6 separate regions of the Mus musculus genome follow, and all the other regions are linked to region 1. Evidence: chromatin loops called from intact Hi-C (ENCODE). Cell type or tissue: left cerebral cortex. All regions are shown on one strand. Region 1 holds the start of Cep135 (centrosomal protein 135). Region 2 has its middle 68 kb from the start of Cep135. Region 3 holds the start of Exoc1 (exocyst complex component 1). Region 4 holds the start of Ppat (phosphoribosyl pyrophosphate amidotransferase). Region 5 overlaps Cracd (capping protein inhibiting regulator of actin). Region 6 overlaps Cracd (capping protein inhibiting regulator of actin).

The links. Peaks named below come from ENCODE experiments on the same cell type or tissue, not always from the same donor. Only the 100,000 strongest peaks of a DNase experiment are listed, where the experiment ranks them.
Region 2: a loop joins it to region 1, with 7 times the contacts of the local background. A loop is called at or near these places in 4 of 42 quality-filtered maps.
Region 3: a loop joins it to region 1, with 4 times the contacts of the local background. A loop is called at or near these places in 5 of 42 quality-filtered maps.
Region 4: a loop joins it to region 1, with 7 times the contacts of the local background. A loop is called at or near these places in 5 of 42 quality-filtered maps.
Region 5: a loop joins it to region 1, with 5 times the contacts of the local background. A loop is called at or near these places in 29 of 42 quality-filtered maps.
Region 6: it touches region 1 in a loop (5-fold over the local background); 25 of 42 quality-filtered maps call a loop at or near these places.

What each region holds. Positions count from the first base shown.
Region 1 is chr5:76,585,633-76,590,632 of GRCm38, reverse strand. It overlaps Cep135 (centrosomal protein 135), which reads right to left and starts at 1,934. Exons shown (of 26, transcript NM_199032.3): 1 at 1,709-1,934. In left cerebral cortex, a CTCF peak has its summit at 1,989 (motif pointing left); DNase peaks (open chromatin) are centred at 1,163, 1,591 and 1,895; H3K4me3 peaks cover 1,853 bases; H3K27ac peaks cover 1,147 bases.
Region 2 is chr5:76,654,619-76,659,618 of GRCm38, reverse strand. It overlaps a transcript of Cracd not described here. Among named protein-coding and RNA genes, the nearest start is that of Cep135, 68 kb to the right of the region's middle. In left cerebral cortex, a CTCF peak has its summit at 1,918; DNase peaks (open chromatin) are centred at 969, 1,234, 1,929 and 3,216; H3K4me3 peaks cover 2,260 bases; H3K27ac peaks cover 1,303 bases.
Region 3 is chr5:76,526,587-76,531,586 of GRCm38, reverse strand. It overlaps Exoc1 (exocyst complex component 1), which reads right to left and starts at 2,276. Exons shown (of 19, transcript NM_001289770.1): 1 at 2,125-2,276. In left cerebral cortex, no CTCF peak of the experiment used is centred here; a DNase peak (open chromatin) is centred at 2,316; H3K4me3 peaks cover 1,497 bases; H3K27ac peaks cover 592 bases.
Region 4 is chr5:76,948,887-76,953,886 of GRCm38, reverse strand. Ppat (phosphoribosyl pyrophosphate amidotransferase) reads left to right here and starts at 2,309. Exons shown (of 11, transcript NM_172146.2): 1 at 2,309-2,930. The coding sequence starts at 2,803. It overlaps Paics (phosphoribosylaminoimidazole carboxylase, phosphoribosylaminoribosylaminoimidazole, succinocarboxamide synthetase), which reads right to left and starts at 2,585. Exons shown (of 9, transcript NM_025939.3): 1 at 2,052-2,585. The coding sequence starts at 2,067. LOC115486295 (a long non-coding RNA gene) reads left to right here and starts at 2,937. Exons shown (of 2, transcript XR_003955939.1): 1 at 2,937-5,000. In left cerebral cortex, no CTCF peak of the experiment used is centred here; DNase peaks (open chromatin) are centred at 2,260 and 2,639; H3K4me3 peaks cover 3,095 bases; H3K27ac peaks cover 1,611 bases.
Region 5 is chr5:76,840,812-76,845,811 of GRCm38, reverse strand. Cracd (capping protein inhibiting regulator of actin) reads right to left here. Exons shown (of 9, transcript NM_001163793.1): 2 at 4,889-5,000. Among named protein-coding and RNA genes, the nearest start is that of Cracd, 2.7 kb to the right of the region's middle. In left cerebral cortex, a CTCF peak has its summit at 2,181 (motif pointing right); DNase peaks (open chromatin) are centred at 974 and 2,170.
Region 6 is chr5:76,856,552-76,861,551 of GRCm38, reverse strand. Cracd (capping protein inhibiting regulator of actin) reads right to left here. Exons shown (of 9, transcript NM_001163793.1): 6 at 2,407-5,000. Among named protein-coding and RNA genes, the nearest start is that of Cracd, 18 kb to the right of the region's middle. In left cerebral cortex, no CTCF peak of the experiment used is centred here; a DNase peak (open chromatin) is centred at 2,988; H3K4me3 peaks cover 1,013 bases.

The DNA.
Region 1 (5,000 bases):
CTGATAACACCATAATTCTATTCCTACAGCTTTACAAAAGAAAACGGACAGGAATATGCACAGGGAGACTCCAGCAGCTTCACCTGTAACTGTACAGAGCTGGAAAGGGGATGAACAAGCTATCCTACGCGGGCTAGAAACAGTTTCACGGGCCTCTGGAGAGTCTCTGGAAAGGATAGATCTTTTTTCCCAAAGTGATAGAGGACTGCCTGGGGTAAGTTACCCAGGCACAGACATTCATGGAAAGTGCTTAAAGGCACACTGAAGGTGCATTTCACCGTGTAAATTTCACTCCCATATTGGTTCTTTTCATTATTTTGAAATATACCATCCTGACTGGTCTAGAACTCATATTATTGGCCAGACAGCCCCATCTTTTTCTTCTGCCTGTGCCTTTGAGTGCTAGGACTACAGATGTGTACCACCAGGCCCAATCTTACTTCCTTTTTTTTTTTTTTTTAAGTAACACACATGTAAGTAGCTCAGTATACATTTTTATGCTTGTCTATTTCTATGCTTGTTTGTTTACCGTATCCAGGGTTAAGCACTGAGCCTATGACATGGTAGGAGAGCACTCTTTACTGGGCAATACCTCCAGCTGTTATACTTGTCTTCTCAAACACCTATGATTATTTATTATCTCTACCAATCTGCCCTAAAATTGAGTTATGCAGAGACCATTTCTAACCTTTGCCAAAAAATTGTAGTCATAGAACTCATGTTTCTAAATCAAATAAAAATTATGTCCTTCACCACTAGTAAAAATTATAAGTGCACATAAATGAATACATGCAAAACCTGATGCTCCAAACACCCATTGTGGGATCGAGTACCAATGTCACCGTTCCTATTTAAAGCATAAAGCCAAGAAGGCTGTCCCAAGAAAATAGCTTCCCCAACCACAGGGCTACTTCTAAATTAGTGTTTCTTCTTGGTTATCCCCGTTAACAAATCTAGGATCTTCTTTTAGAGGCTTCCCCTAGGGCTTTCTAGGTCCCTCCACAAAAGGACTTGATTGATGCCGGAGGTGTTTTACAGAAACTCCTGTGCTCACAAGAAAAACATCTGACAAGATAAATTAGCGGGGCAAACTCCAAGAACTATGCCCCCTCCTTGACAGCTGCCAACTCCGGGTACCAGGAAACCATCTTTCTCCATCCTTCATGAAGGCAGAATGAGAATACGAATCAAAAGACCATGGGCCATAATAAGTAAAGTCCTCCAGGCTGGGGGGTGATATGTACATATTAGGGTTTCCCCTATATTCCAGATCACAAGCTTTAAATCAAAACAGCCGAAAAGGGTAGGTTCCGCAGTTACAACTAGCTGTCCACTAAACCCTGGGGCGTTGTTGTCTCAAAGCGGGCACCTCTTACTTTCTCAGAAATATGCAACCTGCGGATACAGTAGCGTTTAAAAAAACCAACACCAGAGTGCGGGCACCGCAAAGGGCACGGGCCGGAGCGGCCAAGCAGTCCTTCCCCGGCTCAGGCCGGAGGGTGGAACGGCAGTTCTCCTCGGGTCGGCCCCGGGCCGCACGGACGGACGGACGGACCGACGGACTGTGGGACGGTCCCCGCGCCGCCCTCCCGCACTTCCTCCCGGCAGCGCCCGGGCTCCCGCCCTCGCTCGGGGGTGGGGGTGGGGACCGCCCCGGAGGCCCCGCGACCCGGCCCAGCCCCCGCGGCCTCCCCCGGGTGCGCCTCACCGCCGCTCCGTCCCGAGGTACATCGCCCTCCGGACCCGCTGTCCCCGCTGGCTCGTCCTGCTGCGGCCAATGGCTCCGGCACGAGCGCGGTTTGAAAATGGCGCGGAGAGAGACGGTCGCGGCCCACAAGGAGGGAGCGCCGCCGTTGCCCCGGTAACGGACCGGAGCGGCCCACAGTGGCGGCGCGCGCGCCGGCCGCCCGGAGATGGCGGCTTTCGGCCCTCGGTGCCCGGAAACGTAACGGCCGGCCGATGCCGGGGCTACGGCGCCCCCTGGCGGGGAGCCCGAACCTCTGCGGTGCCCGAGGACCTTGCCAACTGGCCGCTGGCGGTAACCATCAGCTAACCCCCAATGACCTTTCACAGGTGAATTTCTGCTGATCGCCCTGTCTTCCCCCTGGATGTCACTGTCCTTGCAGCTTCTCCTGGCTACCACTTGATAACAGTTATTGCCCCGTACCCATGTAAACCCCCAGAATAGAATCCGACCATCAAAACCTACTTGTTTACGTTTCTCCCTGCTGCTTCCAATTGTGGGCTCCTTGAATCAGATATTCTTTTATTCAACTGTATTTCTCTAGCATCTGTCACAGTATTTGTAAATGTTAAATTGAAATGAATTGCTTACAATAGCTTGCTCATGGTTACAAAGATCATGGTCAAATCCCCAGAGTCCACCACTCTCCTAAAAACTTTCTAGATGGTTAAGAGTTGAGTTTTTGTTTGTGCGTGTTTTGTTTTCTTTTGTTGTTTGTTTCTGCTTATATTCCTTACCAAGCCGGCCTTTCCTCTGACTATGTACTTTGTCCACTGCTCAGCACGGAACTGTATGTTGGGATGTGAATTGCTCTGTGCCGATTCATTCTTTGTTTTCACGTCTCAGTCTCCATTTTGTGTGCTTTGTCCGTTTTTAATTGGAAGTTTTAAGGAGCTAATGAATCCTGTAGAGATTTTTATACCATCTTGCACATATACAAGTAAGCATATGTTTATGTAAAGACAAATATCTTTTTTAAAAAAAGTCATAAATATCAGAAATTGGCTGTGCATAGCCATCTAGTGAAGATAGATAACATTGGTGGCCCCCCTTACCCCAAACACACACCAACTAAATGTTAGAACAAAACTCAGTGAAGAAATACAACGGGGTACATGGGATTGAAAGCTACAGTTAGCCTTTGTTCCAAGTGGCATTGATAACCCAGAGTCAGGGTCACTGCTGACCTCCGAGGCCTAAGGTCAGGGATCCTGGCACACAAAACTTGAAAGATGAGAATGCAGAATGCTGCTGCTTCCCACCCAAGTCCTAGCGCTTTAAGCAAATTGCATGGCTGTGGAGGCATGGAGGAAAACAGATGCCCTCACCACAGAAAGTGAGCTTTGTAGACTTAATATCAGCACCAACAGGAGTTCCTGAAACACTTAGAATGAGGTTTGCCTAGAGGCTGGTGGGGTCCTGATTGTAAGGAGGAAGAAAGCCAGATGTAAAGGTAAAAGAGTTGCTTTCACTGAAAACTGATGCTGTAGTTTAGATCTGAAATGTGGTGGTCTGAAGGAGATTGGCCCCTATAGCCTCATATACTTGAATAGCATGACCCCTAGTTGGTGGAACTGTCTGGGAAGGATTAGGAGGTGTGACCTTGTTGGGAAAAGTGTGTCACTGGGGATGTGATGGCTAACATTATATTGATGGCTCACTTTAAAACTGCTTGAGAGAAGCAGAAACCAAAAATGGACTTCCAATGGGTTAGATTTTAAAATTGCCTGGTTTTGCACAACTTTAACAAAACTACTGTTTCTGCTTCGTAAACAAAAGCTTGTTTTACATGAGATGACTTTGTGCTCTTTGCCTGTGTAAGTCCCCCACTGAGGTGGCTGGGGGCTGTGCTGCACTCAGGAGTTCCCAATCTGGGTGTTGAACTGGTGTCTGTATATGAAAGTAGCTTCTTTGTTAAAACTTACTAATGGTCAGACTGGCGAATCTCCGAACCACCTCAGACCTATAACAGAGGCAGGTTTTGAGGTTTCAAAACCCATGCCATTCCCAGTTAGCTCTATCTTTTTGGAGCTTGTAGATCAAGATGTGAGCTCTCGCCAGGTGGTAGTGGCACATACCTTTAATCCCAGCATTCGGGAGGCAGAGGCTGGCAGATTTCTGAGCTCGAGGCCAGCCTGGTCTACAAAGTGAGTTCCAGGACAGCCAGGGCTACACAGAGAAACCCTGTCTTGAAAACAACAACAACAACAACAAAAAAAAGCTCTCAGCTGCTAATCCAGTACCACCCCTGCCTGACTGCCTGCCTGCTGAAACACTCCCTGACATGATGGGTATTGTCTTAGTTAGGGTTTTACTGCTATGAACAGAGACCATGACCAAGGCAACTCTTATAAGGACAACATTTAATTGGAGCTGGCTTATAGTTTTAGAAGTTCTGTCCATTATCATCAAGGTGGGAACATCAAGGTGGGAACATGGCAGCATCCAGACAGGCATGGTACAGGAGTTGCTGAGTGGTCTACATCTTCATCTGAAGACTGCTAGCAGAATACTGGCTTCCAGGCAGTTAGGGTGAGGGTCTTAAAGCCCACACCCACAGTGACACACCTACTCCAACAAGGCCACACTTCCTAATAGTGCCACTCCCAAGGCCAAGCATATACAAACCATCACAGTTATGGACCCTAACTCTCTCAAGTTGTCTTGGTCCAAGTTGTCTTGGTCGTGGTGTCTTAGTACAGCAACAGAAAGGTAACTAAGCCAAATGTCCTCCAAAGGCCTGTGGGCTATGGCCTGGTCTTCAGCATGGCACTGCTGGGAGGCAGCAGATCCTTTAAGAAGTAGTTTAGTGGAAGGAAACTAGGCCTGCCATGATTGTTCTGCTTGGTCACAGGTCCAAAAGCAACAGAGCCAACCAACCATAGATGGAAGCCAGAAGCAACCTCCCCCCACACACACCCAAAGTGTTTTTGCCGTTTTAATCTGATAATTTAAAGTACTTTGTCACAGTGATGGAAAGTTAATGCCATGAGCTTGCAGGTGAAAAGAATGTAGTGGATATATTTTAAATGAGGAGATCAGGCTTTCTCAGGCTCACCACCTCTAACACCTGGACAGACAATCCTTTTTGAGAGGAGTTGTCCTGAGTATTGTGGAATGTTTAGCACCCTTCCTGGCAGCTTCCACCTCAGATGGTTGCTATAGTCACAGTGCCTTCAGGACTTTCCAAATGTCCTTTGAGGTAAAACCTGTAACTTCAGGCTTTCCCGCCCACACTCCAGTTCCCAAAATTATA
Region 2 (5,000 bases), 69 kb before region 1:
AGACCGTTAGCCTCCAGAAGCTACACGTGTGTGAACGGATGGGTGCATGCACACATACACGATACACGCACATGAGTAGTACACATAGAAACATACATAAAACGGACAAAAATTGCTACAAAATTGCATAATAAGAAAACATAAAATGCAGCTTTCCGCCTAGCAGTAATAACTTCTGCTGTTACAGTGTTTGTAGATTATGAAGAACCATATAGTTTTGTTTTTACCTAACTCTAATGTCAGCACTATTACCTTCCTGGCTCCAAATTCAGTGCTCTGTTTATATTGAAAAGTCTTGAAAGTCTCTCAATTGTCACAGGTGACTCTAAACAAAAACTTTGGAGTAAAATTTAAGTAAACAATAGTAAAAAAAAATAATAAGGTTTTATTGCAGGACCCCACCCCTCACCCACACACATTTATGAGTTAGCATAATGCAACCATATAACCAATTCAAGATACATTTTCAAATGTTTCTTTTTAAAATTGGCCTTGAATTTCTTTTTTCTTATAGGCAGTTTTCTCTGGGGGAAAAAAAAAGCCAAGCAATAAAGGTGGTGGCCAAGGTGCCTTCCTTTTGTCGACTCTTTAAAAATTACTCAAAATCGATCACTGTATTCAGATACCCGAATCACAGACAATGCCAAATGACCGCTAGCCATCTTATTATATAATTCAACAACTACTGGAGGTAATTTTTACGGGGGAACATTGATTTAACTGACAGTTTAATTAATTGCTTATTTGCCACGGGATATCTACTAAAACCTTTTACTAAAACTGCCGTATCCTTTGTATTCTAACCACTCCCCTGCCACTGCTGCCACCTCCCCATCACACACACACACACACACACACACACACACACACACACACCCTCACCTACACCCAGTGCCAGATCAGTTTCCCGGCCTGTATTCGTAAAACCATATTAAAATTTCACAACACATGGTCACAGTTACTAGGTTTTCTCCACCCTCCCCCTACACTGAATCAATGTCTTCACATATACATTTCCCCCTTGAAATCCACAATTCGGAAAGCCATTGAGAGTGTGCAAACATCTAACATAAAATTCAAATGTCTGTTCTTGGCTGATACTCGGTTCTTTTTTTTAAAGCCATAGTACCCCACCCACTGCATCCAAGGGGTTAGAGGTCCAATCTCGCCACCACAGAGCTCTGCAAGAAAGGGCGGTTATAGCTGCAGGGAAACAGCCGCGATGGAAGAAGATAAGGCGAGCCCATTTCACGCCCCGGCGGCGTGCGGTGCCCGGCTCCAGCCCTGGGAGGGAAACCTTTGTTCGCCTCTGCCATCAAACTGGTAGCTCATCAGAACTGGGGCAACAAGAGTTTGTGCGCATCGGCTCTCGGCAGAGGTTAAACAAAGCCATGCAGCCTGGGGACCCGGCTGAGCGTGTCCGCGTCTCAGCTCCTGGTTAGCGAGGTCCCGCTCTGCGCTGGGGACCCGGGAACCGGACAAGGCGCGGGAAGGAGCGCGGGGCTGAGCGAGTCCCACGCTCTCGGCAAGTTCCCGGGGTGCAGTCCGCTCGCAGGTTCCTCCCAGGGACCCACGAATGAGCACGCCCCGCACAGATCCAGAAGAGAGGGGCTGCGCCGCGCATGGGGTCGTCGCCCCAAAGACCTCCGCCGGCCGTGCTAGCCCACGCCCGGGGCAAGGTAGGAGTCTCGCTCGGGCCCCGCCAGAGAGAGAAGCCACCCGCTGCCCATTGTCTGTTCTCCTCCGTCGCCGGAGGAGAGCTCACCTGCGGTTTCGCAGGGCGCCGCCGTGGAGAGAGGGATTGGCGAGAGCCGCGCGCCCCGGGAACGTCCCAGCCCGCCGAGCCTCCGCAGCAGCAGCAGCCCCAGCAGCGCGGCCGGCTCTCAAGCGCCCGCGGCCTCCATTGCTCTCCCCGCCGCCACCACCGCGCGGCACTGCGCGCCCAGCCCCGCGCGCCGTGGTCACATGCTCCGCCCGCGCTTGCCTTGGCCGCTCGGACCCTCGCCCGCCCCGCCCGGACACCGCCGCGCTGCCCGCCGAGCTCCGTTGGTGCATGCCGGACACTTTGCACCCGGGCTGACTCGAAAGCAGGAGTTAGCCCAGGACACCGTGTGGGACTTACCAGTGCCCTCTCCACCGCTGCAGGAATGGCCAGATCTAAGGCTGAAGGCGAGGGTCGAGGCGCACCTTGCAAGGGGCAAGAATCCAAGACTGTCAGTCACCACCTTCTCTGGAAGTAGTCCGGGTCCCGGGTACCAGCATAAAACAGTAACTCGAGTGACCTGGACCATAAAGAGGTTTCACCCTGCATGGTCCAAGCTATCAGAATGGATCTGGGACTCCTGAGTCGCACAAATGGAAAGATGTCCCTCCAGAGATATAAAAAGCTAGCGATTGTATTGCTGAGTTCCAGTGCATTTGAACACAGTGACATCGGTCATTATTGTCCTCACTCATAATGAAATTAAATATTGACTTCGATATCTTAGAAAGATTATCTTGTCCTTTTGTGGGTTAGTCAGAAGCAATGAGACTTAGCTCCATACTTCCTGTCATGGCTATTTCAATAGAAGCGTTGGAACTCAAGTCTACCGGGCCTTTTGATGCTGCAAATACAAAGATACCAAAATCTAGGCGTCTTATTTATTACTAAAGCAAAAATCTTCTGTGACAAAAGACGCAGAAAACCAACTGTAACATATACTCTATAACGAATCAAAGGTCCCAGTGTCCAAAACAGGACCACTAATTTCAATGCTGATGGCAAGCGTGATTCAGAACTGATACGGGATAGTTCCAGTGCATAGCGGATTAGTTAACTGGGCTTTTCTGGATAACTTGTTGTTGTTGTTGTTGTTTTGGGTTTTTGTTGGTTTTGTTTTGTTTTGTTTTGTTTTGTTTTGTTTTGTTTTTCCAGACAGGATTTCTCTGTGTAGCCCTGGCTGCCCTGAAACTCATTCTGTAGACCAGGCTGGCCTCGAACTTACAGAGATACATATGCCTCTGCCTCTCAAATGCTGGGATTAGTGTATTGTTTCATTGATCATTGCTTACATATATCCTAAACTATTCCTCAAAATAAGAATAATAATGAGTTTTAGAGAATTAAGTTAAAGGTTCCTTTAACTTTGGTTTAGTAGCAATAGAAATTTTTAGAAGCTCAAAATGAAATCTGGGCAGAGTATACAACAGGGATCTTTTTCTTGGCACACTATACTCTTGACTCTGTGCCAACTGCACAAGAATCACTCTATAGTAATTCAAATTCACATAGTGTGGGTTCTACTGACTTTTCATTTTGTAAGACAAATATGGCAACTTATACGCCATTAAATCATCTAGAGAGTTGATGCTCATATTAGAATATTCTAGTGCCAGACTTTATGCATCATACCTCAAATCGGAAGCTAATAGGAAACTTTGATTATCTTTTGAGCTATTTGCCTTGGCTTTTGACTATCACATCGTATCGATAACAGCTCAGTCCACCGGATAGTCAGCATGGAGCTATTAAGTTTACCCTAGAATAACGGAACTTTCAGACCAGATCCTGCCCATTGAGGGGGTGTGGCTGCAGACTAATGGAAGCTTTCAACGTGGCTCTATAGTAAGCTGTCCTGCTGGAAAGGTGACAGGTGACAGAATATCTTTCTTCCGACTTCTCAAGCGTACTGGTCCATAGTTCATACCAACAAAATATAGAAGGGCAACGGGATATATACAAAAGAATTATATAAGAATAAACTCAAAATACATGTTAAGCATAAAGGTAAGACCTAAATCGATCAGAGTCTTAGGGAAAAAAAAAACTTCACAGTGAAGGTATGGAAGGGAAAAGCTATATTCAAGCTAGCTATATAGGGATATAATGACATTTTTTTTTTTGCAATAGAAGGAATGAAGTGCTAATTAACACATACATGAGCCTTGTATGTATTAGGGCTGAACCTTGAGAACATTACAGTAAGAGAAAGAAACCAGACATAAAAGACCACATAAGGCAAGATCTCCTTATACCGAGTATGCAGATAGGCGAGTCTCCTGAAACAGCCACAGGTCACGTGAGGAAGGTGAGCTGAGAGAAAACAGGGCATGGATATTTGGAATGATGAGGACGTTTATGTAATTGTGGAATTTGTTCCACAACTATGGGTCTACTGAGATACCGTTGAATCACACACTATAATGGTGAATTATATGGTTTGTCAGTCACTGATCAATAAAGTTCTTAAAGATATTTTAAAATCTTTTTGTGTGTATTTGTATGTGTTCATGTGTGCACATATAAGTGCGGGTTCACATGCATGTATGCACCTGTGTATGTGGAGGTACCAAGGGTAGACATTGGGTATCTTCCTCAATCTTTCTCCACGTTATATTTTGAGACAGTCTCTCACTGAACCTGGGGTTGATCAGCTCAACTAGACTGTGTGGCTGCAAGCTCCAGGGGTCAAGCTCCTTCTCTGTCCACCCAGAGCTGGAGTTACAGGCATGGGCCATCATCGGCACTGTTGTGAGATTCCACGGATCCCAACCTAGGTCCCCATGCTTGCATGATAAGTGGTTTCCTAACCGAGCCATCGCTGTAGATCTCCAGATAAAGCTGTTTTCGAAGAAGACAGCGTTAAGATGTATCATTGATATCTGATTATAGGGATTTCAGGGTAAAATATACCACGTGATAAAAATTGCAAACAGAAGCACATAGCAGGGCTGGGGAGATGGCTCAACGGTTAAGGCACTGGCTGCCCTTCCAGAGTCCTTCCAGAGGTCCTGAGTTCAATTCCCAGCAATCACATGGTGGCTCACAGCCCTCTGTAATAGGATCCAATTTCCTCTCCTGGCATGCAGGTGTACATGCAGATAGAGCACTCATATACGTAAAATAAATAAATAAGTCTGAAAAAGGTACATAGCAATATTGAAAGTCTATGTACCTGACAACAGAACATTTGGTTTAAGGCAAAGCCCAAAATAAAAAGAAAAGTTATGTAAATCTA
Region 3 (5,000 bases), 59 kb after region 1:
GATCACTAATTGAGAAAATGCCTTACAGCTGGATCTCACGGAGGCATTTCCCCAACTGAAGCTCCTTTCTCTGTGATAACTCCAGCCTGTGTCAAGATGACACCCAAACCCAGCCAGTACAATGCCCCTTAATATGTCCTAGGGCCCGGATGTGACATTAAAGCTCTACTCCATCTTACGCTATGGAAACTGTCTCTGGGCTTTGTTCACTGTTTCCCTTTTTCTCAAATTCTTGTCACTGCAAATTCCAACTTGCCCTCAAGGATTCTGATAACACACTGCCTCTTCTTTGAAGCCTTCTCTCCTAGAAAAACTCCTCTTCTGTCCCCATCTTACCTCTGCTGACTACAGCTCTTCCAACCTGTGTTTTATAGCTAGCGCCGTCTAGCCTCTACTACTCCGAAAAGTAGTTCTCTGTTGGCAAGAACCTTATCTTATCCATCTTTATATTCCTAGCATTTGCCGAGAGGCACACAGTGCACACTCAGTAAACATTTTAGGGAATACTGTCCCACTCAATAACAGACCAGGGATCGCTCCCTCAGAGTTACCTCTTTCCAACTTTCGCATCTGTAAGAGAATACCCAGATTCAAACTCTACTGTAATTGATTGCTTCCTCCATGCCAACGTGAAATCTGTGAGCATATCCTGTAACTTCTTCATCTACATATCCTATCCCTCTCCCCCACAACTTGCTGCCAACACAGCCACCAAGACTTACTGCCTTTAAGTAATAGCACCCGTTATCTCTTTCTTTTTTCTTTAGGCTTCTACAAGTTCCCTGAAAAACTAGTAAATAACTTTAAAGCAGTTCTCATTCTACCACACACCTGGTCAACAGCAACCCAGCTTTCTCAAGACATGCCTTGCACTCAGAACACTCTGTTCTTTCTTTGCTTAAGCACTTTCCCATGCAGGGCATACCACTATCTTTTCCTTATTCAAACCTACATTTCTCCATTTGTATTTAGTTGACTCAATGAAAGTCTCAATCCACACGGCTCTTTTCATGTAAATGTATAGAGCCCTTACTGTATTTACGAGGCAAATGCTTGCTATCTAATGGGGACATGAGTGTCATCTCCTAGATCTCCACAGCCATCTCTTGAGTAGTAGGAGGAGGAGGGGTGCTCTATCACAGGTTTGTGTGTTGGGTACTCACTAACAAGCTCTTGGCGTAACCTGCTTGATTGCAATAGTAAAAGCTGGCCAAAAGAACCATTAGCAATGGCCAATATTCACCATAGTACATGGTAAACGGTAAAAACAGCAGAGGGCTGGTCATAACTCATGAAGGAATTAGACATAAGCATTGCTACTATATTGCTATATTATATTGCTAATATAAATATTGCTATTCACTAAGTGCCAGGCAGCACTCTGGGGTATAATGGAGAATCTTTAAGACATGAACGGGTTGACGTAGCATTGTGATAGTCAGTCTTCTTTGGATCTAGAGATGAATTCTCCAGTGTTTATACTGAACTTTACATTATGCCAGTATTATTAATAGTGGCCTTCACAACTATTTCCCAGGTCTAAAAACCACGCCCATATTCTGGGTTCTCTTTAGATCTTCGCCTTCTAAAACCTCAAGGCTGCCCGTTACAGAGGCAGCTAACCTCGGTTCATTGTGTACATACATACTTCCTTCAGCTTAATAGGGCCATCGTTACACTGTGTGTCCATGCTAGTGCCTTAGTGGGTTGGGCCCATGTACTGCAGTGACATCTCAACTCGGAGACATGTCATCCAGAAAAAAAAACTGTTCAGAGGCTGGGCAATGCACTTAGAAGATTTATAAGGACATGTTATATTGATTCGGACCAGCAGAAGCCCAGGTCACGTCTTTCTCTTCCAGGCCACGCTAGTAGGACAAAAATGAAATCTGTCCCGGATGGGCGGAACTGTGGACAGAGACTTGGCTGCCTCCCGGCTCCGCCTTTTCCCAGAGCCCCGGACAGCACCGGCTAAGGAAGGACGCAGCCCGGGTTCTGCAGCCCCGAAGTGGAGCAGGGTGGGTGGGCCGGGTCACTGGGGAGTGGCCGACCCGGCGCGGATGCAACACTGCCTCCACTTAGGCTACCACCTCCAAGACCGCAGGTCCCCGGCCGGAAGCTTACCGCGAGGCCAGCCGGCCGGCCGAGGTTGGTGCTCCAAGACGGACTCAGGAAGGGCGCCGGCAGCAATAGCAGCTTTGAAGCACTTTTCATTGAACAGGGAAAAGCAGCGGCCAGAACCCGCCACTTCCCGTATCCGGTCACGTGTCTCTCTGCACCGGAAGTTGACCCTGTGGAGCCGGAAATGGAGACAGTAGAGGAAAAACAGATTGGCCAATGGACTTGGAGGAGGCGGAACAGCGCTTTGATGGATGGGGCAGAGGCGGACTGTGGGCGTGGAAAAGACAGGGGCGGGGCTTGCAAGCACATAGGCCAGTGATTCTCAACCTGCGGGTCAAACGACCCCTTCCTTCATAGTGGTCATATAGCAGATATCCAATATATCAGATATTTGCATTACAATTGATAACAGTAGCAAAATTACAGTTTTAAAGTAGAAATTAAATAATTTAATAGTTGGGACCCACTGCAACATGAGGAAAGGTATTAAAAGGTTGCAGCATTAGGAATGTTGAGAACTGTTAGCATAGGCTGATTTGAGGAGTTGATAATGGTGATGTTTCCTTTTTGTAGACGTACCCATTCTAATATTTGTAGCAACTCATTTGAGAGCGCATTAAATGTTCTCTCCTGTGCATATGTAAAACCCTGCTAACTAGATTCTTGGAAGAACTTTAGTGAGTTAAGTCAGATTCTCTGGGATAGATGTCACTAGTACCCTTAAGTTCTGGACACTTAATTCCCATAAACAGCTTTGGTCATTTACCCACTTCATACTCTACCCTGACTGCACAGACCTTCTTCTTGGGTGTTTTTTTAGAAACTTCACCCATGCCACCTCACATCAGATACTGAAATAGAATCTTTGTTTTAAAGGTGATGCTTGCTTGTTTCAGTGTGAGAAACATAAATGATGCCGAGAGTTCGAGCTATAAGACAAGTGATTCATTTAGGCCGCATCCCTGGCAGGGATTGAGTGCTGCAAATTTTGATTTCCAGGTTAAAAAATAAAAATTAAAAAAAGCCATTCAATTTTTTTATACTGAAGGAGTTCGCAATGAGGTAGGACTAGAAAAGGTGATTGCGAAGTTAGGATAACATACTCTACCAGGATGGTTTTCTTTCTTCTTTTTTTCTTTGCTGTTTTTTTTCCATTTATTTATTTACTTTGCATGTGGATCTTAGCCTACCCCTCCTTCCAATTCTCACCCTCCTTCCCAGCCTCTCCCTCATTCTCTGCTTCCCTTCTCTTCTGAGAAGGGGTGGGGTGGAGACCTTCTTGGATACCAACCCACCCTGTGACATCAAGTCACTGCAGGACTAGGCACATAGGATGAATTTTTTGTTGTTGTTGTTGTTTTGTTTTTCGAGACAGGGTTTCTCTGTGTAGCCCTGGCTGTCCTGGAGCTCACTTTGTAGACCAAGCTGGCCTCGAACTCAGAAATCCACCTGCCTCTTCCTCCCAAGTGCTGGGATTAAAGGTGTGCACCACCACCGCTCGGCATGAATTTCTTAAGAATATGACAGATGAGCTGTGCACAGTATTTGCACCGTTTATCTTAAGATAAAATTTTGGGAGACCTAGGAGAAATAATGAATAGGGACATGTTTGTTGCTACAATGATCAGCTTCTAGTCGGGGTTACTTGAGATGACTCTCACAGGATCTAGTTCTATATATTTGGATAGACTTCCCTGGTGTTTCCTCCTGAGCTCCAGAATGTTTGCCTTGGACATCTTAGCTGACAATTCCATTTGGGTGTTTTTGTTGTCATTTGGTCTTCCATTTTGTTCTTCCCCCCAACCCCCTGTACCTATGTTACAGCTCTCCTCACAGTTGAGAAGTGAGTGGTATTCCAGAAGGCTAGACTCTTCTGAACTCCTGAACTCCAGATTTTTGTATCCACTTCTCTGCCTCTGATATTTCTGTTTGGATAACTGAACAGCAATAATAATAATGATTATATAATATTTATATTAAATTATATTATATCTATACTCATCTGCTCATGCCCTCAGTTGGGTTTTAAATCTCTACACACATCACTTCAAAATGATGCCCAGACATGATGGCGATGGGCTAAACCTCTCAACCTGTAAGCAAGTTCCAGCTAAATGTCTTCCTTTATGAGAGTTGCTGTGGTCACGGTGTCTCTTCCCAGCAATGGGACACTGAGTGATCCAGGAGTGTCCGTGGATTCTGTAGTTCTGCCTTCAGCCTGAGGGTGCTGAGAAAGGATTTGTAGATTGGAGTAATGATGATTGGTGATGCTATAGTGTTGATGATTGTGGATATTGGCTGAATTAATGAGAGATAAAAACATCTTACTTCAGGCCACTTCTTCCTTTATATAAAATTGAATAATAAAGTGTGTTGATACAAGCTCTGCTGAAAGGAAAGATTCCCTGGGTATACTGAGTATTCCTAAGAGCTATCCCCAAGTGAGAGTGACATGCACTAGGAATTCAATGTTACTGACCAGTTAGTGTGATGTGTCAACCTATCTATGAGGCAGATCAAATCCTTCATTATGTATTTGGTAGACATAAAGAACTCCTATGTGGCTAGGGAAGTGAGTTGCAGAAGAGATACCAAAATGATGTCTTGAAAGTAAATGATGGGGGGGGAGTCTGAACTATCCATTCTTGAAATTATGTGTGTTTCCTGAACCTGGTCGACTTTTCTATTCCATTTTCATACTTCAACAGGTTGTTTCTAAAACTGCACCGGGGAACTGGTGGAACTAATAATATATCCACCTCATGAGAGATGACCCTTGTTTTCCCAGTAGAGAATTGTTCCCTGCTTCAGAAAGCATGTCTTGCAGAGCAGTGAGGACCTGTGTGACAACTCTTACTGTGGTTTTCTGGAGATTTCAC
Region 4 (5,000 bases), 360 kb before region 1:
CCCAAACTACCCAGAGATAGTTTTCTTCTCATCAGAAATCCCAATTTTTGGTAATATTAACTATACTGCTGTGAATGATTTGTTATGAAGCTTTCTTGTTTAAAACCATAAAAAGGGCATCTTGTAAAAACTAAATACACTGGGGCTGGAGAGATGGCTCAGCGGTTAAGAGCACTGACTACTCCTCCAGAGGTTCTGAGTTCAAATCCCAGCAACCACATGGTGGCTCACAACCATCTGTAATGAGATCTGATGCCCTCCTCTGGTGTGTCTGAAGACAGCTACAGTGTACTGATATATATATTAAATAAACCTTTAAAGAAAAAACAACCCGCCGAGCATGGTGGCTCACAGCTTTAATCCCAGCACTCAGGAGGCAGAGGCAAGTGGATTTCTGAGTTCAAGGCCAGCCTGGTCTATAAAGTGAGTTCCAGGACAGCCAGGGCTATACAGAGAAACCCTGTCTTGAAAACAAACAAACAAAACAAACAAACAACAACAACAACAAAAAACCCTAAATACACTATTCCAACCTACTTGCCTTTGGGTATCTAAGATTACAATTCTAATTAGCACTAAATAAATGTAATTTTTTTCCCTCAACTACGCTAAATTTGATTCTGGTTGACATTGGTGATAAATAACTTGTCTAATATTTCCACTATAGTTCAGTGAGGTAAAAGATGAATATAGCCATCTTCCTAACTTAATGTTTAGAAGAATTAACAAAGTTTAAAAAGCCCCTCATGGTCTAACTCCAGTTTTGAGCTGTAAATTTCCTTTCTGGAACTCTAACTTCCTTAATGTTTGTGTCCTCTTGAAAATCTCTATACTCAGCCTGACCCACTGTTGCCTTCTATCTAGTTCATTACTAACTCATTAGCTATGTAGATTTAACCCAAGAACCATTGGGCTGCTAAATACTAAAGAGCAACAGACACAAGATACTGATTTAATATGGGAGACACGAGTTTTAGTCAATACTTGATCCAAATTCAGTTCACAGCAGTTACACTGGGTGGCTCATGTGTACTCCTGCTTCAAGACAGGCCCTGGCTTCTGTGCATCTGTACTCAAGTGCACACAACCACGGATACAAAACCAACAAAGTAAAATAGAAGCCAGAGAGATTGCTCAGCAATTAAGAACACTCCGATGTTTTACAGTGCACCCAGGTCCAGTTCCCAGAATCTATAGGGTAGTTTACAGCCATTCAAAATTAAACTATAGATATGAACACCTTCTTCGGACCCTTGTCAGCACAGGGCCACATCAGATGTGGGGAAGAGGTTAGATTCTAAGATTTTTACTAGTTTAGAAGTACTGGCGCTGTGGATTGTCTCAGAAAAAGTCTGGCCCTAATTCCCAATTTTATGGAGCTGTACTACCTATAAACTTCAGGGTGGTTTTCATAGGTGGGAAAGAATGTTGGAGTGCCCACAGGATCTGCTTCCTTATTAATCTAGAAACTTGTGTTGTTCCAAGACAGTGTTTTGTTAGTGGATAAAGTAACTTTGCACTCTCCACACCCATATCCTAAGGGTGTTACTAGCCCACGCCCACAATCCCAAATTCCAGGGATTGCAAAGAAGCATCTGATCAAAAAATTTTGGACCTGTTTTCAAACACTTTAAACTACGAAACTTGCAGTAAAGGAGATTATTGGCATATTAACTTTACCAGAATAAACAAAAACCCTGATAGATTTTCTTGGTTGTTTATCTGCTTATTACAAGGTTTCTAGGCACTTGGTTAGTTTCTGGCCATTTCACCTTCAGAGTACTTTCCCACTCTGCTACTTTCCTTCCCGTCCCGGGGCCTTCTTTTGGCTATTTAAATAGGCTCTGGGTGCTTAAGAGTTTAACGCACGTCTTCCAGCGCCTGGACCATGTGTGCAGGCTCCGGGCCCCAGGCGCCGTCTTGGGGAACCCGATCAGGCACTTTGTCGGAAGGCCTGCATCCGACCTCGGGGCCGCACGTGTATGCGTCAAGCCTGCTAGCTCTCTGACGGAGGGCTGGGGGACCCTAGGGTCCGAAAGCAAGTTACTCACCTACGGCTGTCGCCATTATCCGAGGTGAACTAGAGGAGCAGACCGCGCGGGAAAAAAGGGCAGTGTTCTGGAAAACAAGGGCGACCACAGGATCAGAGGGCGGGAAAGGGAGGTGCAATATCAAGGACACGCCCTAGCCCCACAGCCCACCGGCGAACCCGAAGTACCGGGCTGGCTGTGCTTGGGGCTGGAGTCGTGTCCCCAGGCTTCCCGCCGCGCAGGCGCGCTGACGCGACCCCGCTTCCGGGCGGCCCCTCCCCGCAGGCAGCCAAAAAGTGGCGCGCATGCTGCAAGGCCCCCGCTGGCCGGAGAGGTTTCTGGGTTGGAGCGGACCAAGTCCTGACGGCCGGGGGACGGCGTGAGACCAGGGGGCACGAACGGCTCAGGTTTTCTGAGGGACCCACGCGATCAGCTGCGCCACTCTCATCACCTACTCCTTGGGCGCGGGAAAATAACGGAGCCTCCCACGTGCAGAGAAAGTAGCGATCCTGACCTCGGCCTCCTCCCCACCTCTTTGACTCCGTAGCCCCGCCCCTCTCTTTGCCCTAGCTGATTGGCGGAGAGCGGGAGGCAGAACTGGTCACGCCCCTTCTATGAAGCGCGCCGCCGCAGTAGCGAGAACCTAGCCCGCCCGGGAAGGAGGCAGTCAGTAGCGCGAGCCTCTTGAGGCGTTCGATAGCGGAGCGGACAGCTGGTTGGTGCTTGGACCACGCCGCGGCAGCAGGTCCCTCCACGTGCTTTCCGAGGCGCCATGGAGCTGGAGGAGTTGGGGATCCGCGAGGAATGTGGTGTGTTTGGGTGCATCGCTTCTGGAGACTGGCCCACGCAGCTAGATGTGCCGCATGTGATCACTCTGGGACTCGTGGGGCTACAGCACCGGTGAGCAACAGGATGGAGGGGTGGGGGTGGAATGGCAAGTATTTGCACAGTTCCACGAGCCGCTTCCCAGCTCTGTGCTACGGGGAACGCAAGACAATGAGGGTGGATCATGACTGGGAAGGGGGGATCAGGGCTAGGAGGGTGAATCTCGAGAATCAAGTCAAGTACCTACTCAGGATATTGACCAAGTGGGGGTGGGGTACACTTTGCCTGCATAGACTTTAACTTAGGCTGTCGCGTTGCTCCCGAGTGCTCTTTACAGGTTAGCTCCCAAGAATGTGCATCTCTCGTCGCGGGTTAGTTACTCTGGAGTTTGCTTTCACTAGCCAGGTTGGGAAGGGACCGTTCAGATCTCCTTGAAACTAGAACTGTTCTAGAGATAAGCTTCTGTAGGGTGGTGGTGCTGAAGGTCCTGCAACACTTGAAGGTTTTTCTATTTGTTGTTGTTTTGCACGGGGCCTCCTGCTTGCAAGAGCTTTGTTTGCAAGGGCAGAGCTACTGAGCAGATTTGTCAGCCTGAAAGCAGTTAGAGGTTTGGAGATCGTGAGTTTAAAAGTAGTTATAGCTATGAGAAATTGGGAGATGCCTTTGGGGCAAACAAAGAAAAAAAGACCTTTGCCTCCATAATTTGTTTCTTGACTTCACTGACAGTATTATGGAAATAATACAAACTAGGGTTTTGTCTCTCTTCAAAAACTATTCTATCACGGAGTTTTACAATACAGTAGCAACAATGTCTAGACCAGAGCTGGGCAGTAACCCTTTTTATCAATGTGGGTGCTACATGCATCACTAATGATTATTCTTACCAGACTTAGCCTAGAAGTTGTCCTTTTGCAGAGTCTTATTTGACATTCTACATACTCCGCATACATTTATTTAAAAAAAAGCATCTGGGGCCACCCTGTGGTGGCGCATGCCTTTAATCCCAGCAACTGGAAGGCAGGGGCAGGTGGATTTCTGAGTTCTGAGGCCAACCAGGTCTAAAGAGTGAGTTACAGGACAGCCCGGGCTATATATACAGAGAAACCCTGTCTTGAACCCCCCTCCCCCCAAAAAAATTGTTTTGAGAATGTGTGTATGTATATGGTGTAGGGGACTATGTTTTTTGTTGTTTTGTTTTGTTTTTTAAATTAGTTACAACTTGCTGGGTGCAGTGACTAGCTCAAAGCACTGGAGAGGTCTGCAGAGGCAAACTGATCTGGAGCTTTTGAGGCTACATAGCAAATCCTAGGCCTGCCATAGCTACAATGAGGCCCTGTCTCGATAAACAAACAAACTACAACTTATTCTTAGTGACTTGTCACTATGTTATTATGTTTCCTATACTTACTTTTTTTGTTTTGTTTGTTTTTTTGAGACAGTTTCTCTGTGACTGGCTGTCCTGGAACTGAGTTGGCCTTGAACTCAGAAATCCGCCTGCCTCTGCCTCCCCAGTGCTGGGATTAAAGGCGTGCGCCACCACTGACCAACCCTATACTTGCTTTTATATGAGAAAGCTATAAGATTAGATAAGGTAAGGACAATAAAGATAAGATGTGTTAGTGAATGGATTGTATTTTATAGTAGAGTTCATAATATCAGCCCTGGCAAACATAGCAAGACTAGTCTACCAAAAGAGATTGACTTTATTAGGATAACTTAACTAAACCAAGCAAGCCTTTGGTAGGAGACTAGTGTTGAAAATATGACTGTGGGTTGTTTTGTTTTTTTCTTTTTCTCTTTTTGTTTGTTTGTTTCTTTTTTTGTTGTTGTTGTTTTTGTTTATTGAGACAGGGTTTCTCTGTGTAGCCCTAGCTTTCCTGGAACTCACTCTGTAGACCAGGCTGGCCTTGTGCTCAGAAATCCACCCGCCTCTGCCTCCCAAACTCTAGGATTAAAGCCGTGTGCCACCCCTGCTGGGATTGTATTTTTCTTTTGAATAGCAGTGATAAGCTAGTTTCTTGGGAACAAACATGCTACCTAGCAACATAAGAATGCCATTAAGATTTGCTTAGATCTCAGTATAAATCCGGGCAATGCAACATTTTAAATTAGAGAGACTTCTTTATCTTTAGTAGAATTAGTTTT
Region 5 (5,000 bases), 260 kb before region 1:
CAAGCAAAGAACAGATGGTAGATGGGGTAAGGACGGGTGGTGTGGGTGGGGGCAGGGAGGGGGCAGTGCACAGACTCACTCTGGGAAACGGGCAGAGGGATGTTAAAAGATGACAGTGAAAGGATGAAAAGGAAGATAAGGAGATGTGACAGCAACAGCAAACGTGGAGCAAAGAAGAGGGTGGAGTGGATCCCAGGACAGTGGGTTCTGCAGCTGGGGACCCGGGGCACAGATGAGGGGAAGGGAGCGGGAAGGAGAGCACCGGCTGCTGCTGTGTTCGTAAACAATGCCGAGGCTAATGAGAATGGCAAGGTGCTCTTTAGTGTAAAGGCCAACTTGAAATTCCCCACGGGATACAGACTCGGGCTGGGGACCAGAGGGAGATGAACTTTGAGCAGCAGTGAAAGAGACTGGGAACAGGGCTGGTCTCTGTCCTGAGGTTTTTAGGTAAGAGCTGGTGGGCCAAGGTTGGGGCAGGGCTTGGAGCCCAGTACTCTACGTGGTTGGGCCTCTGGTGGTCAAGGACCCGTCTCTCACATCCTGCCACATGCCCTTCTCCAAATGCCTCCTTTAGGTGACTCAAAGGAGATTGGGTTACTGTGACATTCTGTAAGATGTATTGGCAACTAAGAGATCACTGCTCAAATCCATCTGGTAAGTTGAGGTGAGGTGTCATATGTGGATAAATTATTTTTACTGCCTTCAGTTGCTCAGGACATCGTCACGGAATGACCCACAGTAGAGGTGAGCAACGACTGAAAAATCCGGCTGTTATAAGCTGGCCCTGGAGTTTATCTCCCCTGCAAGCTCTGTCTGTGCACACATCGCAGCTATAGCGGGAGAGGAGAGTGGAAATCGTTCCGTGTGCTGCTAGTGGCTATGAATGGAGCTACTGTTGCAGCTGGAATGTGAGCAGAAATGAACTATATTTTGTCCATTTCATTTGGACCATTTTGTAGTATGGAATGCTCGAGAGTGACGCGGCAGGAACGCACATCCATATTTATGAGGCTGGATGCTGTGGTGTGGAAGTGCCAAGCACATTGTATCCTGCAGCTCTCTGCACTGCCAGTGTTTAGAATTGATCAGATTCTTTTCTTCTGCAGCCATTTCCCCACCTCCCAAACCATGCCTGTAAGCGCGAACCACAGAGGGGAAAAAAAGTGCTGTCCTTTTGAGCAAACTGCAGACCCTTCCATCTCAGAAGTGAATCCTTTTCTCAAAGAAAATAAAAAGAGCATACGGATTTAGATACTTGTTCTAGGAAGACTTGGCCAAGAATGGGTGTTTATTCTTTCTGCCCTTGACAGCTGTATTAGATGAAAAAAAAAAAAAAAGATCCTCAAATGTATGATTTTGGAATTCTCAAGTGAAATCAGTTCAGTGGGAGATATGAGGCTACTAAGAATGGGGGACCCCACCCCAGCCCCCACCTATGCCAAATAACCTGTGGTACAAATGACATAGCCATTTCCCGACTAAAGTGCAATACAATTGTATAAATCACCTGCAGGCTCAGAATGGGCTACCCCTAGTCTCATCAGCAGTGGGTACACACCTCTCAGCTGGGCCTGACCTTATCTGTGTTTCCAGGGTAACTATATAGGTAATGCCAAGGTCACTGCAGCACAAGTGCAAAGCTTGTACAGTCGCCCTGGGCAGCAGCGAGCAGTTGATTACATACAGACTTGAGACTTGAAGACCTGGAGGAGCCTTCAGGTTTGCCCATCACACGCACCCCTGTATTGCTCAAGTGGGGAAGGCGAGAGTCACCCAGATTAAAAAGTACTTGGCCCAAGGTCATATGACCACGCGGAGGCAGAGGCCTGACTCAGACTCTTCAGTTTTTCTGTGCTCTCTCATCCATTCAAATGGTATCCATCCTACCGGCTGAGGACCAAATGGCTCAGGTACCAGGTCCTCAAAAAGGACACTACTGTTTTAGTCCCTGTAACTACGTGCTCTCTAAAATTTGCTCTCATGGCACATTTTCCTACCCAGAAAAACATGAGCTTGTTCTTTTAAGGAGGATCAGTGGTTCTCCACAGGAATGTTGCCCAGGATATAGTGATATTACTCAAGACAGGGCAGGTTCACTGTGCTGTATGCCATTTTTCCATCAGTGAAGCCAGGCTGCCTCCTGTCTGGGCTCCGGGACAGCCCCAGATGCTATGACACAAGCGGGCACTAGGGGGTGATCTCTCCAAGAGCAAATACCTTTCCACTCATGAGTTCTAAATGAACGTTGGTCAGATAGTTTCTTAAATAATATTTGTTGTTGCTGTTGTTGTTAAATGATATTCTAGAGAATTTCATTATAAGAGACTATTTAGATAACTGTGGCTAATCACCTAGCTAGGACGTTCACTGTCAAAGAGACATTATCCATCCCTTTCTTTTAAAACAAACAAACAAACAAAAAAACCATCAAAGACATACACAATGACAATTCCAGACATAAAACACACATGCCTCTGACACAGCTAAACTCTCATTCCATGCTGGAGTCTACGAGTATGCTTATCGCAGAGCATCACCATCCGCACACCGCTGTCATGGGAAATGCGAAGCACTCATGCAAGTGTATGAGGGCACTACGTTTGGGGGACTTACCAGGAACATACTGCTTAGTCGACTGAAAAAGAAAGCATAGTCTTTGGGGAGTGATTCAGTTAAGGCTTTAGGTCACTTAAAAAAAAAATCCCATTTGCTCTGACCATGGTCCCCACTCCCCCACCTTGAAGAGCAATGCCCTTAATATTTCCAAAGTCACCACCACAGAGATCAAAGGAGGCTCCTGAGTCCTGGGACAAAAGAAAAATTAGGCAGACCTCATGTGACTGGGGCTGCACACTAGTCATTTTGATCTGTTCACCCACCCCTCCTTCTTGTGTTAATCAAATTGTCACTTCAGGAAAGTTGATGGCTTTACATTTTATCAATTAATGAGGTCAGATTACTTAAAACCATAGGGTCGCCCAGGTAGGGGTGGCGCATGCCTTTAATCCAGGCACTTGGAAGGCAGAGGCAGGGGATTTCTGAGTTCAAGACCAGCCTGGTCTACAGAGTGAGTTCCAGGACAGCCAGGGCTACACAGAAAAACCCTGTATCAAAAAACCAAACTAAACCAAACCAAACCAAAACCAAAAAAAAAAAAAAAAAAAAAAAAAAAAAAAAACCAACCAAAAAAACCCCCAAAACCAAAAAACCATAGGTCATGTTAAAAGAAGTCAGTCACTCATATATTTTATTGGGTTTCTATTTTTTTCAATACTGCGCCATTACATGCACTGTACAACACTTAAAACCCACTTTTTAAAGTGGCAGTGGTATGTGGTAAATGTTACAGAGCAGGTATCACTGAAGGCAACAGGCCAGTATCCACCCTTCAAAGAATTTCTTGACGCCCTATAAAAATACAGTATTTCATGGGCTGAATTCTGCACAACATTCTCTTTAGTAAAGGGGCGTGAGAGGCCAGGGGCTCCGAACCTAGCGGTAATCAAAAGCCTGCAAGAGGGAAATGGGGTAATGCTTCCCTGACTACTACTGTCCTCTCTCTTCAACCTGTGTGAAAAGTGACAGCTTGCTTCTTCCAGTCTCAAAGTCCAAGACCACAGCCAGCAGGAACAAAAAGAAGGAATCCGGGCTCTAAGTGTTGGCACTACAAGCCAGACTGGGCTGGCTGTGCCAGCAGAGACCTGGTCTCTGTCAGTGGTGACTGCAGGCATAAAGATCTAGGCAAGCTTGGGTGTGGCTCCAGGGTGTTGGCTCCTTCCTGGTTTTGCATACATCACCTTGCACTGAGTGTATGATGGCAGGTCATAAAATACACAGCTTGTGCCCAGCAGAAACAAGTACAGGTGGAGAGGATGGAAGTTACTGTTGCGTGGGATGCTCCTTTGTATCACTCAGTTCTCATTGTTTCTTTATTTTGCTTTTTTTTTTTCCCTTCTCAGACATTCACTATTGTAGACACAGTCAGCTGAGACAGGGTAACTCAGAGCCCCTCTGTTCAAAGTCTCCAGCAGGGTTCTCAGCCTTCCTAATGCGGTGATTCCCATAATACAGTTCCTCTCTCTGGTTATGGTGTTGCCCAGCCAAAAATAAAAAAAAAAATTATTTTTGTTGCTACTTCAAAACTGCAATTTTGCTACTGTTATGAATTGCAATGTAAATATCTGATATGCAATCCTGTGAAAAGGTCCTTCAACCCCCAAAAGGGGTTGAGAACCACTGGTTTAGGTCATCTCTAGGCACCCACACCTCAGAGAAGTTGCTTGCCCTGGCATTGATTTCTGGTGAGGGAAATGTTTTTTTAACCACGTTTGGTATAGCACTGCTTTACCACGTTTTCACTGTTAGGGAGTCACCAGCTAAGTCAATGTTAGTTGAGGACACCGCCCACATTGCAGGGAGAAAGGGGTTGTATGGTCCCTTCTAGACAAGGTGGCCGGGGGGGCTGCATTTACAGACACACCAGAGGCTCGCCTCTCCCCACCTCATGCTGGAGACTCACACGATGGAAGTGAGCAAGGATAGCAGCTGCTCAGCTAACTTAATGGTTAGGAACGCTTTCCTCACACACAAGCCTCGTAGCTTCTCTTAGGGACTTGTTCTCATGTCCAGTCAAACAGGAAGCAACAATTGGAGGAGAGGAGAGAGGACAAGCCAGGGGTGGGGTGGCAGTATAGCAGTGCTAAGCATGCCTCTTTAACGGGGAACTGAGTGAAGTCTAAGAAATCAAAGCTTTCTCTCCTGAAGTGACCCTTGACCCTCCCACTCCATCACTCAAGGACCAGCCAGGGACTCTTCCACTTCCCTCCCCAGAGGATGGGGGTGGGCTGGGCTCCTCTGGCTCTGATCCTCCAGTCTCAAGCTGCCTTACCTGAAGAGTTTTGACTTTGCCCAGGATGTTGTCCTGTGACATTGCTTGAACTGTCTGCTCACTTTCTGCTCCCCCATCAGGGATAAAAATACTGTCATGGGAGAACGCCCGT
Region 6 (5,000 bases), 270 kb before region 1:
ATGTACCTTGCCTGATGTGATTTGCAACCCCTTGTATTCTCTGTACTATAAAAAATCTGATGCTCGACCTGAAAAATACATTCAGATTCAACACAACCTCTCCTGTGTGCATCTGTCTGTCAATTCATCCGACGCTTTGCCCACCTGCCCCAGAGACCTGTTCCACGCAGACACAGGGATCCAGAGGGTCTGCGGCAATACAGTAGACATTAAGAGGACAGATAATGTTAAAAAGTCACACCTCATAAATGTTACCATAGCGAAACTAGAAGAGTCTACGCTGTTACCCAGCATACTGTTGGTACTGGTGTAAACTGGTAAAAATCAAGGACAAGATTTTTTTTTTTTTTTTTTTTTTGGTTTCTTTTTTCAAGACATGGTTTCTCTGTGCCGCCCTGGCTGTCCTAGAACTTAGTTTGTATACCAGGCTGGTCTTGAACTCAGAGATCCACCAGTCTCTGCCTCCTGTGTGCCACCAGCTCCCGGCAAGGGCAAAGTTCTTGTCAAGAGAATGAATCTGCATGTTGGGTACATTAAGCATCCTAAGATTAGAGATGGCTTCCTGAAATGGATGAAGTGGAGAAGAAAGGTGCTAAAGAGAAAGGTACCTGGATTCAACTGGAGTGCCAGCCTGCCACAGCCCAAGAAGCACACTTTGTCAGAACTAAAGAATGGCCTTGGGCTGCTGGAGCCCATACTTATGAATGCGTGGCTGACTGGCTGACCAGGTAAGAACAACAACAACAACAACCTGCTAAAAAGTAAAAATAAAACCGGGAAAGACTTGTTGAGACCCTGCTATGCCATACCTAAGTTACTCCATATCATTACTGTAGTTGCTCTCAGTCTGTGGCTTGCCCTAGGTGACTCCATTTTGAGTGCAAATGCAGAGGTAAGATAGTCCTGCATCCTACGCACACATTTAGACATCCCTGGTTCAGCACTACCCAAGAGGCAGACAGATACACTTTTTCCTAAAAGCAAAACGAACCGCCTGGAAATCGATCAACCAGTAGATTAGGAACATATGGGCATTGTTAAAATCAGCTTAGAAAAGACTAAGCCTGAGGATTTATAGAACGGATCACATGGAAGAAGGACCCAGCCTGCTCACCTGTCCCCCATAAAGATGCCGAAGCCCTCCCATGGCTCTGTGATTCTTCACCTACAGCTGTTTCTGCAGCTGGACTCAGCTCTAAGATCTGAGGCTTCGTTAACTGAAACCCTGCTCCCTTGGCAGTAGTCCTGTGTGTGTGTGTGTGTGTGTGTGTGTGTGTGTGTGTGTAGTAGTAGTAGTAGTTCATGAAGGCCAGAAAAGGGTGATGGATCTCCTGGAACTGGAGTTACAAAGAGGTGTGAGGTGCCATGCTGAGAATCCAACCATGGTCCTCTATAAGAGCAACAAGTTCTCTGAACTACAGAGCCATCTCTTTGGCCCCTCCTACTGGCTTTCTTCTTGTTTTCTTATCTGGTTACTCTGTATCTCTGTGTTGGCTCTCTGCCTCCAGTAAGTCCTCTCAGGATTCCGGGAACACTGTTGAGAGTTAACATTTTATAGGTACTCCATAGCACAGGTGCATGCACACATGTGCATGTATTTACTTTATGACGTGTAATCTGCGATATGAGATTTAACATCAGTAATTAGGATTGGAATAAGAGATCTTGGTTTGCCAATGGCCAACCCAAGGAAAGTAGAGACAACTTGGCAATGGCTAGCACCAAAACTGATGTCTCTTGTGACTTTATTGTTATTTGATCAGTTCTGACACTGCAGAAATGTAACCACATCCACCTATGGTTTCTGGCAATAGCACACTCGAGCACAAACGCGGCACAGCGGGACTTGAGGGGCTTTCATGAAGGTAAGTAAACAAACTAACACTTCCCAAGGAAGCAGAAACCACCCCACACCTAAACACTTCAAAGGAGAAATTTCCTGGCCACCATCCAAACTTTGTCTCTGGGAAGATTAGGTGAGCATTCTTAAAAGGCACGAAAGCCAATTTAGCTGCTTCAAATGTTCAATATGAAGAAAGAGGCAGCCGGCTCTGACGTTTCTGTATGGAAAGTCTGCAGTATGCGGAAAGGGATGTTAAGTTGCATTTAACCTAGCACAGCAGAGCTTGGAACTCTACCTTCCTGCCTCTACTACCCAGACTGAAGGGCAGACACTGGTCAAGGAAATTCTACTTTTGATCATCTCTACAGACTGGCTAACAATATCTGCGTTTAACTGGGACCACATTCCAATTCAAATAATGTATAAAATGTAAAGGGACTGATTTGGGGGCAAACCTGTTCCTAACTGAGGTGTTCCCAGAACCAGTTTCCCGTGGGCTCCCTCTCAATTCCCTCCCCATCGAATGAAGCCACATCCAACCCCCAGCCACACACCTTTTCTACCTGTTTCAGGAATTAGCGAAGGTCTCTCTTGCTGGCCCGCTGGCAGAGGTGGGGAAGCAGGCTTCTTTTCTGGCACATCTTTCTCATCCCTCTTCTGCCCCTTCAGCTCCTCGGGCAGTGATGGTGAGGGTGGCTGGTTATCACTGCTCTCCTTGGCAGTCTCACTGGGCTCGGAGTCGAGCTTCCCAGCTCGCCTAGCAAGAAGCTCCACTAAGTGGGGTCTGCTCAGTTTGGAGAGTGGGGATGAAGGTGGGGTCTGGCTGGCAGGCTTGGGAGCCAGGGCCGGCTTCTGCATGGATGGCATTTTGCTTACTGCCCTGTCTTGCTCTGGAGCTGGGGTCTGGCCACTGGCCGGTGGTAGACCAGACTGGGCCACAGCAACATAGTGACCGCTAGAATGGCTTTCAGCAGAGTCCTTCCGAGGGGATAGGGCTGGCTTTCTCTCCTGGGGAAGGGATGGGCCATGCTTGAGGAACGTGGCTTCAGGCTCGCTCTCTCCAGAGACACTCCCAGTTGCGGGGGTGGCCCCACCCACACTGTCTCCTGTGCTGCTGTGCCTCTTTTTCTTCTTCTGTTCGGCCTGTTGGTCACAGTGGAAGCGCAAGGAATAGTTGGTCCTTCTCAATTTTATTCCAAAGGGCGAGGCCTTTTCCTCGCCTCCTGGCATCGCAGGGTCTGGGTTTCCCACGTCACTCGTGGTCTCGCTGTCCAAAGTGGTCGTGGACTCCGTGCGGGACGCAGCTTTCTGCGGAGAAGGCAGGCCTGGAACGAGGAAAGATGGAAGGTCTTTGGCAAATTTGCATCCGTCTGTGGTGTCTGGTGGCTCCTGGCTTACCTCTTGCTGAGCCGCTGCATGAGGCTGGGGTGCTGTTTCTTCGCTGGGTGCTAGCCCCGGCTTTTTCCTTCCGCTCTCCCCGTCCAGGCTTTGTCTGAAGGTCTCTGCGCCGCTGTCCGAAAACTTTTGCCAGGCAGGCATGATGGAGAACTTGGCGTTGACTGGCGGCGTCCTGCGCACGTTCCCTCGGGAATCGCACCGCGCTCGAGGCACTGGCTCGTCCCCGGCTCTGGCCGGCTCTCTGTCGCCACGTTGGTCGCCCTCCGAGTTCTTCAGGATTCTGGATCGAATGGAAGCCCACTCGGCTAGCGCGGCCGCATTGCTTGGTGACTCTGGGGCAGGCCTGGACTTCCCACTGCCGGCCCTGGACTCCACAGTGGGGACGTCCATAGGGCGCTTTTCTTCTGACAGCCCCAGGAGGGACTTACATGCTGTGTCCTTGATCTGGCTCAAGTTGACCGCCGGGCCGCAGAGCTGCGCTCCGGTGACCAAAATGGCCGTGTGTGGGATGCTCAGCGCTGATGGCAGGGCGTGTGAGGCGGCACCGCGGGGCGCGGGCGGTTCCTGGGCCGCTGGGGCCAAGCTCGCGTCCTTAGCGGGTGTTACCGGGCTCAGGTTGACTTTGGGGAAGAGAATCTGCCTACTCCCAGAGGAAACCTGGAATGTGTAGGGCCGGGGCATGGTCTGCCGCTCGTCCACCTCCTGCCACCGGAGCTCCTCCACCTTCCGGTCTATGTCTGCCGCAGTAGCTTCATTCTCCTCCGGGGCCGGTGTTCCTTCCATCTGTCTCTCCTGCGGCTGGGGACTGTCTGTCTGAGCGGTTTCTTTCCCTTCCCCGTCCACACCACCGCAGTGCGCGTCCAAGTCTCCGCTCTGCTCGGCCGGCTCGCCCTCTCCTCTAGGCTCCTCCGCGATCTCTCTCTGCCCTGCGGATTCCAGGTCTTCTCGTTCCCGTTCCCCTGGCTTCTCAAGGTCCCGCTGCAGTGGGCTTCGCTGGTCAGCATCGTCCGTTAGCCAAGGCTGGCTCTCTCCTTCTGGACTCTGCGGACCTTCCTCCACCAGCGGCTCTGGTGTCTCCTTTCCTTTCAGCTCTTCTATGCGCTTGGCCTCCTCCTCCTCCTCTTGCAGCATCCCCTTGGCGTCCTCCTCCTGAGCGCGCTGCCTCTCCGCCTCGCGCTGCCTTAGTTCCTCCTCTTGGCTTTCAGCATCGCGCTGCCTCAGTTTCTCCTGCCTCTCAGCCTCCTCCCGTTGCCTCAGTTCCTCCTCCTGCCTCTCGGCCTCGCGCTGCCTCAGTTTCTCCGCCTGCCTCTCGGCCTCGCGTTGTCTTGCTTCCTCCTCCTGCCTCTCGGCCTCGCGCTGCCTCAGTTTCTCCGCCTGCCTCTCGGCCTCGCATTGTCTCGCTTCCTCCTCTTGCCTCTCGGCCTCGCGCTGCTTCTGTTCCTCCTCTTGCCTCTCAGCCTCGCGCTGCCTCAGTTTCTCCGCCTGCCTCTCGGCCTCTTCCTGCTCACGCCTGCGCTCTTCTGCCTCCAGGCGGGCGGGATCGTCGGCTCCCCCCAGCTCTTGCTCTGTACAGCGCTGTTCCTCCGGACCAGACTGGTGCCCTTCCTCTGGAGGTACCTTCCCTGCCCGTGGCTGCAGGCCCACCTCTTCGCCCTCCTCCCCCTCCTCCTTCACCTCTTCTTCCTCCTCCCCCTCCTCCTCCTCTTCCAGCAGCTCCTGTCTGAGGCTCTCCTCCCAAAGCCTCCTCTCCAGCGCCTGC